2 separate regions of the Homo sapiens genome follow, and region 1 is linked to region 2. Evidence: chromatin contacts called from ENCODE Hi-C data. All regions are on one chromosome and are shown on one strand. Each heading gives the region's core, a stretch centred on a gene start or an enhancer-like site at or near the end of the contact. The rest is flanking DNA. Distances are from core to core; before and after follow the strand shown. Region 1 holds the start of FRA10AC1 (FRA10A associated CGG repeat 1). Region 2 holds the start of TM9SF3 (transmembrane 9 superfamily member 3).

The links. Hi-C counts contacts between places; a loop is a spot of excess contacts on that map. Pooled maps may share reads with other maps.
Region 1: a loop to region 2 is called in a map of CD8-positive, alpha-beta T cell, with 16 times the contacts of the local background. The contact joins the promoter of FRA10AC1 here to the promoter of TM9SF3 in region 2. A Hi-C loop is called at or near these places in 2 of 168 maps with a recorded cell type or tissue (CD8-positive, alpha-beta T cell and naive thymus-derived CD4-positive, alpha-beta T cell) and 8 of 50 pooled maps.

The regions. Positions count from the first base shown.
Region 1 is chr10:93,700,775-93,706,476 of GRCh38, reverse strand. It overlaps FRA10AC1 (FRA10A associated CGG repeat 1), which reads left to right and starts at 3,885. Exons shown (of 14, transcript NM_145246.5): 1 at 3,885-4,102. RefSeq lists an enhancer at 3,597-3,896.
Region 2 is chr10:96,585,269-96,591,248 of GRCh38, reverse strand. It overlaps TM9SF3 (transmembrane 9 superfamily member 3), which reads left to right and starts at 4,237. Exons shown (of 15, transcript NM_020123.4): 1 at 4,237-4,515. The coding sequence starts at 4,414. It overlaps LOC105378443 (a long non-coding RNA gene), which reads right to left and starts at 4,185. Exons shown (of 3, transcript XR_946220.4): 1 at 2,906-4,185. RefSeq lists silencers at 2,004-2,073, 4,008-4,577 and an enhancer at 3,070-3,129.

The sequences.
Region 1 (5,702 bases), core at 2,636-5,135, 2.9 Mb after region 2:
TGTCTTACATGGCAGGAGTAGGAGAAAGAGAGCAAAGAGGGAGGTGTTACACACTTTTAAACAACCAGATTTCTTGAAAATTCTATCACAAGACAGCACTAGGGAGATGGTGGTAAACCATTAGAAACCACCCCCATGATCCAATCACCTCCCATTAGGCCCCACCTCTAACATTGGGGATTACAATTCAACATAAGATTTGGCTGGGGACACAGAGCCAAACCATATCACACACACACACACATATATATGGTGTGAGCTTTGAAGTCACTTATATTTGTGCCCCATTTGCTTACTCATGACTCTGGAAGTGTTATATAATTTTTTTAAAAAAATCTGTTTTCTTATTGTAAAATAGGGATAATAATAGTACCCACTTCATTTGTTCAATAAATATTCTGAGCAACTATCATGTGTCTGGCACTGTGCTGAGCACTGGGGATTCCACACTGAAAAAGAGAGGTATGCTTCCTGCCATTGTGGAGCTTGCATCTCAGTGAGGGAAACAGGGCTAAATTATTACTACGTATGTAGCTAAGTGCAATGGAAAGTAATGTGCATATTATCAGTAATCCTATCTAGTCTGTGGGAGAGATGCTCATGAAAGGCCTTTCCTTCACCTAAGTTGAGTTTTGAAGGATAAAGAGGAGTTAGGGAGGCAAACAGAAAGGGTTTAAGACCATTCCGGGTAGAGGAAATGGTAAATTTGAAGAGGCATGCATGTTGAAGAAACAAAGAAAGCCCAGCGTGGCTCCATAACATCAAATGTTATGGAGGTTAAGTGAGACAGCAGATGGTTCTGGATATTTATCGGTATATAACAAACAACCTCAAAGTCTTAGTGGCTTGAAACAATTATACTTATTCTGATTATTAGTCTGCAATCTGGGTGAGGCTCAGTGAAGTTACTTCATCTCTGCTCCACTCCATGTCAGCTAAAGAAGTAGAGTGACAAACCCAGGCAGAAGCTCTAACACCTTTTGCAACTTAGCATCAGAAGTGTCTTAGCATTACTTCTGCTATAGTCACTGACATGCCCAGATTCAAAGCTGTGGCCATAGGTATTAGCTTATGTTAGAGAAGTGTCAGCATCATATTATAAAAAGAACATGGAAAATGCAATCTTCTCAAAGACACACAGTATTAGAAGAATGCATATTCAGCCAGGCGCAGTGGCTCACCCCTGTAATCCCAGCACTTTAGGAGGCCAAGGCGGGATCACTTGAGGTCAGGAGTTCGAGACCAGCCTGGCCAACATGGTGAAACCCTGCCTCTACTAAAAATACAAAAATTAGCCAGGCATGGTGGCTCACACCTGTAGTCCCAGCTACTGGGAAGGCTGAAGCAGGAGAATGGCTTGAACCCGGGAGGTGGAGGTTGAGCTGAGATGGCACCACTATACTTCAGCCTGGGTGATGAAGTGAGACCCTGTCTCAAAAAAAAAAAAAAGAAAAGAAAAGAAAGAATGCACATTTGTTGGGCGCGGTGGCTTACGCCTGTAAGTCCAGCACTTTGGGAGACCAAGGTGGGTGGATCACCTGAGGTCAGGAGTTCGAGACCAGCCTGACCAACATGGTGAAACCCCATCTCTAGTAAAAAAATACAAAAATTAGCCGGGCGTAGTGTGCGCCTCTAGTCCCAGCTACTCGGGAGGCTGAGACAGGAGAATTGCTCGAACCCAGGAGGCAGGGGTTGGAGTGAGCTGAGATCACGCCACTACACTCCAGCCTGGGTGACAGAGTGAGACTCGGTCTTGAATAAAAAAGAATGCACAGTCATAGTTTATATCAGAATTATTACTTGGTATTATCACCACCATCATCACCCAACTTCCCTCATCCTGACCACATACTTAATATAGTATTTTGTTGCTTTGAGTTACATAGCATTGGTGCACATTTAAATTTTCATATCCATTGAAATAACATATTTTATAAATTAGGAACAACAGGTTCATGCATGTACTAGACACTTGGTATATGATAGAATATATTGTTGTAGTTATTCCACACATTGTCTGTCTTACTAGTCAACCTTCAAGGATAAGGAGTTGCTGTTACATACCTGTAACCCTGATGTCTAGGGCAGTGTCCTGCCCAGAGTAGGCACTGAATAAATGTTTGTGTTTTTTATTGTTGTTGAGCTATAATTGTTAACTTGAGATTTCCTAAGCAGGTGGGTTTTCTATCCTGTATTATTTCTAGTTCAGATCATGCAATCTATGCCTAATATATATTTTCTATTTACTCTTTTTCAGTAACTGCTGTCTCAAAGTAAAAAATGGAAATCTTTGCCTGAATGGACTGGTAGCAACAGATCTGAAATTCTTAGAAATGTTGGAACCAGAAGCTACTTCCCACACAATCCATGAAGTGGGGGAGAGAGAGACAGAGAGAGAGAGAGAAAAGAGAGAAAGAGAGAGAGAGAAACTGGGTCTTATAGAGAGACAGACACAAGTACTACCCAGTTCTCGACCCTCACCAGGTTTGTGGCTTTAGGTTCTGTGCCTCTCTTCCTTATGTGTAAAATGAGGCTAATAACACAGCAGCACAGGGTTGTTGGAAGAGTAAAATGAAGCAACAAACAAGAAGATGCTAGGGATGGTAGAAAAATGCTAATAAATGTCAAATATGGATAGAAAGGAAATTGGATATGAGGTATAGGTCTGTTTAGTTTTATTAACAATAAAATAATTATATATTTAATATATTTACCAAAAAAGAAACTGCTTGACAAAATAATTCCATATACTATAACGTCAAATTGTAAGGCTTCCTATTGCTTTCACTTTTTTTAGTAAAAGTTTTTATTGAAGTATAATCTGATTGCATTTTGGAATAAGTTAATTTACAATAATTTAATTTATCTTATAGCCTTTTAAGATCACATTCAGTGCAATGGATAAAGCAGAATGTATCTATAATTTATTGTCAGGGTTAGAGACTTGAACTGATAAGGATATCGTTATCTACTGTTTAGGGCAAAAGATGTAAAATGACTGTGCATTAAGTGCCAAGGTTTTCTCTAAAAAGGGCCCACTGTAAACGCCAGAAGCGTGCCAGTTCAATTCAACAAATATTTAATTAGCACTTGTGATTTCCAAGGCACCGTTTTGGGTACTGAGGAGGAAGCAAAAAATGAATAGCTGCTAATGCCAGCGAGAGACAAGACATGAACCAAACAACTAGAGTGGAAAGAGTGGGGCGTCGTGATGTAGAAAACGCAAAGCACAGGAAGAACCTAGTGGCGCTTAAAATAATCCAACTTTTCCTGCCTTTTTTCTTCTTCTTTTTAAGATTCTATTTTGGATCCCTTTTCGCATGTGCCAGGTCGCTTGTCGGCAGAGAATCCTCAACCCTGAGAAATCTCTCCTCCTATTCTTTCTTTCCTCACAAATTCGATGAGCTCTTCTGCCATCAGCACTGCTTTTGGAATGGTATCTATTGTGTGGGTGGCGAAACGATGGAGAGATATTTTTGTTCTAATTATGAGAACTGTTTTACTGGGGGAAGGAGGGAGAGGCTGATCTGAAGCGCTGATGAGCTGCTCTGAGAGGATCCTCCGAGGAGGCGTTACTAAGGTTACTAGAGAGAGGACGGCAGGTGATAGGCACGGTAAAACAAAATATATTTTCAAATGAGAGGCGTGGGCTAAGCAGCAAGCAGTGCCAGCGGTACTAGATGCCGGATTCCCTAGAGGGGAAAGGAAGGAGGCCCAGGGAAAAACTGGGAGCCGCGACTTGGCGAAAGCTGGAAGCCTCTTCGTCCCTTTCCGGGCCGTTTCTCCCGCTGCCCTTGTTTCCCGGAGCTGTTCTGGCTGTAGCACAAGGTCGGCGCACTCGGGGGACGGTGCCATTTAGATGTAACACGTGGCCGTGTCGGACCGGAAGTGGTGCCCAGTCGGGACCCGTAGGGAGAGGCGGGTTGCGGGCGGCGGCGGCGGCGGCGGCGGCGGTGGTGGTTGTGGCGAGGCTGTGCGGCAGGGCGCACGGGACCTGTGCTGCAGCGGCTCTCTCAGGCCGTGGGTCGTCGCTGCAGCTGCCGGGAAAGAAGGAAACGACGACTCCGGGGGCGAACTTGGCACACAGGGAGGAAGGGAAAGGGTGTGTGAGGAGGGCTGTGGGTATATTTGGCATCAGGGAGAAGGACCTCAAAACTTGTTTTTCATATAGTACTAGCTGATCGTCGGGTTTTTTTTTGTTTTGGTTTGGTTTTTTTTTTTTTGGATGACAGATTCTGGAGACACCTGGCATCTCCGTTTTTGAGTTTCTCCCCGCTCTTGTCAGTTGATTCGTAGGCCTGAAGTGAGTGAGAGCTTTTTAGTTCAACCAGTGAGTTAAGATAGGTATGGGTCGGATGGAGCGGCCAGCGAATAAAGAAATGGGAGAGTGGGAGCAAGAATAGGAAGTCGTGTCCTGGGGCGAGGGAAAAGATGATGATGATGATGTAACATTTACTGGGTTTCACTGTACAAGACACCGTTAAAACCCTTTAGATGAGGCAACTCTTTTAATCTCCATTCGTATGAGGTCAGCCATCTTACTAGCCTCTTTTTATAAATGAGGACACTGAGGCTTGGAGAGGTTAAGGAACAGGCCCAAAGAAAGACAAATGGAAAGTGCAGAGCCAAGCAGTGAAATCTAGTAGGCTGATCCTAGAATATATCTCTAAACACACTACAGCTGTCCCCCATCAAGATGTAAAGAACGTGAGGACATAGGACAAAGAGTGAGAGGACAATATGGCTTGAACAGATGTGGTAAGACAGCTGGAGTTGACCTAAAAAAGGGTGTAAAATCCAGGTGTGTAAGGCAATAACAGATGTAAGGGAGGGTAGAGTTGGAACTCGGGCTTTCAAACCTTCATCTCCAACCTTAACTAGCATCTTCCTATCTAGGATTTTAGTGGGGCAGAGAAGAGAGGTATATACCCACACACCTATGTTTGAAAATGGAATTACAGACTTTAAAGGTTATTTAAAGATTTAAACAACTTAAAGATTATTTCATGTAGCTATCTTATTTAATAGATGAAGTCCAGGGAGATGAAATGACTTATTCAAGGTAGCCAGGACTAGAAACATGTCGTTTACCCTAGATCCAATGCAATGAAGTTTAGAGAGTTCTTTCCTCTTTTTCCAGCTGCACTTGCTGTCGTTATATTAGTTTTAACAATTTGATATATCATTTAACCTGGACTGTTCCTTCCAGCCATGTAAATTAGTTATGTATGACATCAAATAGTCCATCCTTCCTTCTTAGTGTGTGTTCCAAATTCAGTGCAAAGCTGGAACTAGGAGCTTCTTCCAATACAATTGAGTGGCAACTGAGGTCTTCCAGCATTTCTAAGAATTTCAGTTCTAAAATGAAGTCCCAGCATTTTGGGATGCTGAGGTGGACGGATTGCTCAAGCCCAGGAGTTTGAGACCGGCGTGGGCAACATGGCGAAACCCCTTATCTACAAAAAAAAAATTTTTTTAAGTTTGCCAGGTGTGATTATGCACTCCTGTAGTCTCAGCTACTTGGAGAGGCTGAGGTGGGAGGATTGATTGAGCCCAGGAGGTTGAGGATGTGAGCCATCAAGGCGCCACAGCACTCCAGCCTGAGCAATAGAGCGAGACTCTCCAAAAATAACTGGATAAATAAAATGAAACAAGAGAAAGCTGACTAATCCAAAGGGCAAGGTGGTTTACCTTAAAGAAAC
Region 2 (5,980 bases), core at 2,988-5,487:
CGTTTGTGTCCATGTTCAATTGAGTTCAAATTTAATATTTAGGCTAGTCGCCAAAGCCCATTTAGGATAAAATGTCTTTGCTATCTCTGCAGTAAGAGTTAGCATGGTATAGGGAAGAGATTGTTTCGGAAGCCAGGAAACCTGGTCTTTTATTTTGGTGTGCTACTTACTTGACGAGTTCACATAACTTGACTACCTTGTTCTATGTTTCATCACCTACGAAGTGGAGAGTTGTGTCTTTGGTAACAGTCTAGGTCTCTTCAACTCTGTTAAGTCTAAGTCTCAGAAAGAGGGTGTGGAATCGCTTTGTCGGAAGAAGCAGGGAGACAGCCTTAGTGGCATCACCACCTAATTGGCAAGGCTCTTTTTATTATGTGGCACCTGCTGTTCCTTGCTCTGTCTCACTGTTATATCAGTTAAAAAACTGAGAGACAGTGAAAGAGGAACCACACAAAGAAACTAATGGCCTTAGTTGCTCTTCAGTCCAAGAACTAAATGTTCTCAGTAATGGCTTCCTAAAGAAAGAACTCAGAGCAATCATGAAGATCTGTGTCTAGAACATTACAGCCAGAACAGAAACGGTGGAGGTGGAAAATGGCAAATAGCAATAGACGAACTGTCGCCCACCCTGCTGAAGTACATAACTGGCAAGACAAACATAACAAAGTAGAAGGAAGAAATAGAATTTCAAAGAAAAAGTAGCTGATGATAGAAATCAGAAGATATGTGGTCAATCCATACCCTAATACTTTTTTTTTTTTTTTTTTTTTGAGACAGGGTCTGGCTCTGTCACCCAGGCTGGAGTGCAGTGGCACAATCAGCTCACTGCAACCTCCACCTCCCAGGTTCAAGCCATCTTCCTACCTCAGCCTCCTGAGGAGCTGGGACCACAGGCACGTGCCAGCATGCCCAGATACTTTTTTTTTTTTGTATTTTTTGAAGAGACAGAGGTGTCACTCTGTTGTCCAGGTTGGTCTTGAACTCCTGAGCTCAAGCAGTCTGCCCACCTCGGCCTCCCAAAGTACTGGGATTACAGGGGTGAGCCACTGTGCCTAGCCCCCATACCTAATAGTTTTGATGATCATGTTTACCCAGAATGAAAATAAAAGACTGACATTTTGGTTTTCTGGATTGCTTGCTGGTCATAAGCTCTTTAACCAAAATGGAGTCTTATTAGAGCTACCATAGAAAAGAGGCTGTATAGCCACTGGGGGAGGTGGGAAATGCCTTTCACCGGCATTTTCTCCCCACCGCTGCCATCCTTTTTGGTGTCAGGGAATGAGGTCATTCACCCAGATGAAATAAGTGGTGAAATAAGGTATGTTAATGTTTTTCACTCCCCAGTTTAGTGAAACAACCCTAATTTTGATGGTGACCTGAGCCCTGTTTTGTCCTGTTGAGGTCATCAGGCACCTAGGATCTTTGAAGCCACACTTCTTTTACTCTAATCAGTTACTTTATCTCCCTTTCCTTCTTTCCACACCTACTGCTGTCAGACTTGTATCACCTAATGCCATTTATCAGCATAATTCCCCTAGTACCTACCAGAGTGCCTGGTACATAGTAGAGGCTTAATAAATAATCGTTGAATTAATGGCTCTACCTGCTCTTCCATCCATTAAATTTTCCCAAATACTCCTCTGAAATAGGGTTTCTTTCCACTTCTCTCATTGCCCATTGCTTTTACTGCCTGTTGACCATTTGCACAGTTGGCCAGCTTTTGTGTTCCTTTTTAAAAGTACACTGTCATGCCTGTTCTTTGTTGTGTGTGTAGTTTCCTGGTTTTAATCTATCCTCCCTAAATGAATATACTTTTTCTTGTGTCCTCCCTACCTCCAAGCATTTGCCAACCCAGTCCTCCCCAAAACACCTGCCACATGCATACTACCTCAAATCTGTGGAGGGTGGTGATGGATACTTAAGAAACTACACATCCATCTTAATGTAGCACTTACACGGCTTGTTCTTCAATTGCACATCATCACTTCATTCAAGAGCAGTGATTATTCATTCACAGAATTGACTGAGCTTTCACTATGAGCAAGTCACCCTGCTAGGTGCTCGGGAGGATATACAAAGATGTATAAGATGCCTCCTCTGATTTCTACAGCAATTACTGGTGTATGATTCATTCAGCAATTAATCATGTACTGCTTTGTGATGTTTCTTACACTATCTAGAAAGCATTCTTCAAATCTTGCTATGCTATTTGACTTTTCACTTGTTAATGTCTTCATTCATTCAGCAAAGAGTTGAATACCTATGATGTGACAAGCACTATCTCAGCAGCTGGGACAGATATAAAGACAAACAAATCATAGTCCCTGCAATCAAAAAGGTCCGAATGCAGTGTAGAAGAGGAAATGTGAATAGATAATTACAACACAACACGCCAAATGCTATTGAAATCCCAAAGAAGGAATGCTCCATTTCTCAAGGGATCATGCAAGGTTTCACTGAGGAGGTGATCATCAGCTAGGTCTGAAAGGATAATATCTAAGGCACAAGGTGAAGCAGAGCATGCCAGATAAAGGGAGTATAAAGAGCAAAGGCACAGAGGTGTAAAAATATATACGGGTGAATGCAGAGCATAGAAATTGGTGGAAGGTAAAGTTAGGGAAATAAATTAGGGATAAAATAGGCAAAAATTTGGACTTTATCCTTTAGCAGGGAACTTTTTTTCTGATTACATAGTTAGCACATGCTCACTGTAAAAAATAACCAAACATTTATAGGCATGTACAAAGTAGAAAGTTAACCACTGATAGTAGTTTGTTATAATCTTTCAGATTGTTTTCTATGGGCAGACTAACATATTGCCATATAAAATGAAGTTAAACTCTTATTTTCTTCAACTTGAAAATTTAACAGAACCTCTTGGTTATCATTCCATGCCAGTACTTACCTATTTCCTTTTTTTAAAGTGGCTGTATAGTTGGTAAATCATTACCAGCAAAAAGACCTATTATGGAGCCAGACTGAGTGGGTCTGGTGTTTCAGCAAGCCACTCAAGCTCTCTGTGCTTCAGTTACCTCATCTGTAACAGGAACATTTTCACCGTACCTGCTGCATAGGGTTTCTGTGAGAATTTAATGAGCCAATATCGTTCAGAATAGTGCCTGGCAGATGAACGCCCTCGTGGTGACTCCATGATTTATTTACCTAACATTGAAGAACTGTTTTAAGCAAGGGAGTGAGCGATATAATCTGGTTTCTTTTTAGAATAAAAAAAACATCACCCTGGCACCTGTTGGGGATGTTAAACGGGAGGAAGATCAGTCAGTGATGGATATCTTCTTGTGAGACTCTTGCAATACATAGTGATACGGAAGACTGGTTGGTACTGGCAGAGGAAGGAGAGGAAAAATAAACTCTTGAACCACTTTTAAGAGACCAAATGCTAGAACTTGTTGACTGCTGATGGCTGAGAAGAGACAATCTGACAAGTTCGAGATTTTTGGCTTAGTGGCCTGTGTAAATGGTGGTGCCACATTCGTATATTTTTTTTTTTTTAAAGATTTTTTGTTTCAGTGTCTACTACGGATCTGGCACTGTTCTAGGTACAGGAAATACGGAAACAGGATCTCTGCTCCGAGGAGCTTACACTCCAAGAGATATTTATGACTGGGAAGAGGAGACCCAGAAATAGTTAAGTAAACACATAAATGAACAAGAATGGCAAGCTAACTTAGCATGTCTTGATTGAACAGTAGGGGTCCAGTAAATATTCAGTAACTTTAAAACATCCAACCCTGTACGAGTTTAACAATCTCTCCTAACGGTGATTACAGGAGCCCGTGATTCATTCACAGCGGCAGACGAGCGCCAGGAAAGGGTTATTTGATCTGATCCCTCAAGTTCCGGAGGCAGCAGGTCAGACGATCGGCCCCATTTGGCAGCCAGGAAAAAAGCTTAAGCATTTTGGCCAAGGTTACACAACCCGAAACACCGGGACGCGGCCCGGAGGCGGCTTCGGCCTTGCGGTCCAGGCTAGGCCACTGCGCCGGGGCCCAGCCTGCTCGGCGCCCGCCCGAGTGCTCGGCAGGCCCGTAGCGCCGCGGCTCCCAGGAGCCGAGGGGCAGCCGGCGCGCAGGCGGCGGTTGCCGGGCCCTCCCTCGGCCCGGCGGCGGTGGCGGCCCCGCGTCGCGAGGCACTTCCGGCGCGTGCCGGGGTGGCCGGATGACGTGGCTGAGTCAGAGGAAGAGGCTGAGGAGGCGCGGGGGGCGGGGGAGGCTCAGGAGCGGGCGGTGACGGCGACGGCGGCGGCAGAGGAGGCAGCGGCTGGGCCGGGCCCCGTGCGTCTGTCCGCGCCCCGTGGATGCGAATCGGCCGCGGCGGAGGCGGCGGCGGCGGAGGAGGCGGCGGCGGGAGGAGGAGTCGGTGAGCCGGCTCCGGGCCGGAGGGGCGCGGAGGATGAGGCCGCTGCCTGGCGCTCTTGGCGTGGCGGCGGCCGCCGCGCTGTGGCTGCTGCTGCTGCTGCTGCCCCGGACCCGGGCGGACGAGCACGAACACACGGTGAGGCGCCCCGGCCGGCGCGGCCGCCCCGGGCTAGCTCCCCAGTTGCCCACTGAGGCAGGCCCCACGCAGCCTGGAGTGCCCGGCGGCCCGGTGGTGCCCCACTGCGGCCCGAGGACTCCTTCCGGTTGGGCCTGGCGGAGCAGGAACCTTGGGAGCGTGGAGGAGGCATTTCCGTGCGCTCCCGGGACAGGGCTCCGCTCCCGAGTGACAGGGTCTCCTTCCCCCGGTCTGGGCCTCAGTGGCGCCGCACCCCAGGGTCTCGGGGTTCCTGGGACCCTGGGGCCAGGAAGGAGCCTGGGAAGGGTTGAGGTTCATCCACCGCGGGAGCGGGGCAACGGGCAGGCTGGGCTCGGGGCTTTTGCCCCCCAGGGAAGGAGACTGCCTTCTGGCTACTGAGGGCTGCGACGCCGAGGAAGATGGATGCATCGTGATTACCCGGCAGCCACTAACCAGGAAATATCCTACACTTTATGGTCTCCTTTGGCTTTTATCGCCCGCTTCTGCCCAGACCGGATTAAAACCCTGGGGTGGGGCAGCATTAATAAACTTGAATTGAAGAGCAGTTTATACTTACTTGTAAGTGCACCCAACCTACACGCGTTCAATTCCTAGGCCTTTCTTGTAACTTTCTCCTCACCTTCCAGCCCCTAAGTGAGACCCCCATCCCGATAGTCTCTAACTAAGGCAGCTTCTGACAGTAAAGGGTCTTGACGTTTCCCAGTCTTCAGGTCAGGGCCAGAAACAGTCCCTTTTGCATTTGGCCTAAAGGTGATTGGCAGTTTGTTTAATTGGTATTCTCACATCAAAACGTGCATGTGAACGACTCTTCAAATGGCTTTCACTTAGGGCTGTAACTGTGGTTTTCAGAGTGGTAGACTTGAGCAAGGCAGGAAGGTCAGGTAAATTGAGAGTTTGCTTGACGAGTAATTGTTTTTTATACCTTTACCATTAATGATAGGAGTTTCTATGAGAGACTGTGTTTGTACTAAATCAGAACGATCTGAGGGAGTCTTATGTCATTTCTGGTAAGTGAGGAAATGAAGCAGTCGTCCTTACCTATTTAATGGATCCGATTTTATTTGTAATCAACAAAACTTTTCGCTGGATCCTTGGCTAGCTGGGATCTTATTTTAGCTAATAAAAGCTCTAAACTTTTGACTGTTCTACCTTCGGTCACAGCCAGAAACTTCTTACCTGTGTAGGTATGTATTTCTTTAGAGACACAAATCTCGAATTGGTGACATGTTTTTGTACTGTACTTGTGGTGTTTCACCTAAGATAATTTTGTTGGGAGGTTAAACAGCTTAAAACGATTTCCTTTTGTGTTCTTTCATCAGATAAGCTGTCTCAAAGTTTAAGAACTGCTATTGTTTCACATAGTATACAGGGACCATGTATAGATTTGGGTCTTTGAGTATTTTTAAATTTTCAGTGGGCATCCATCCTTCTGTTTAATGATATT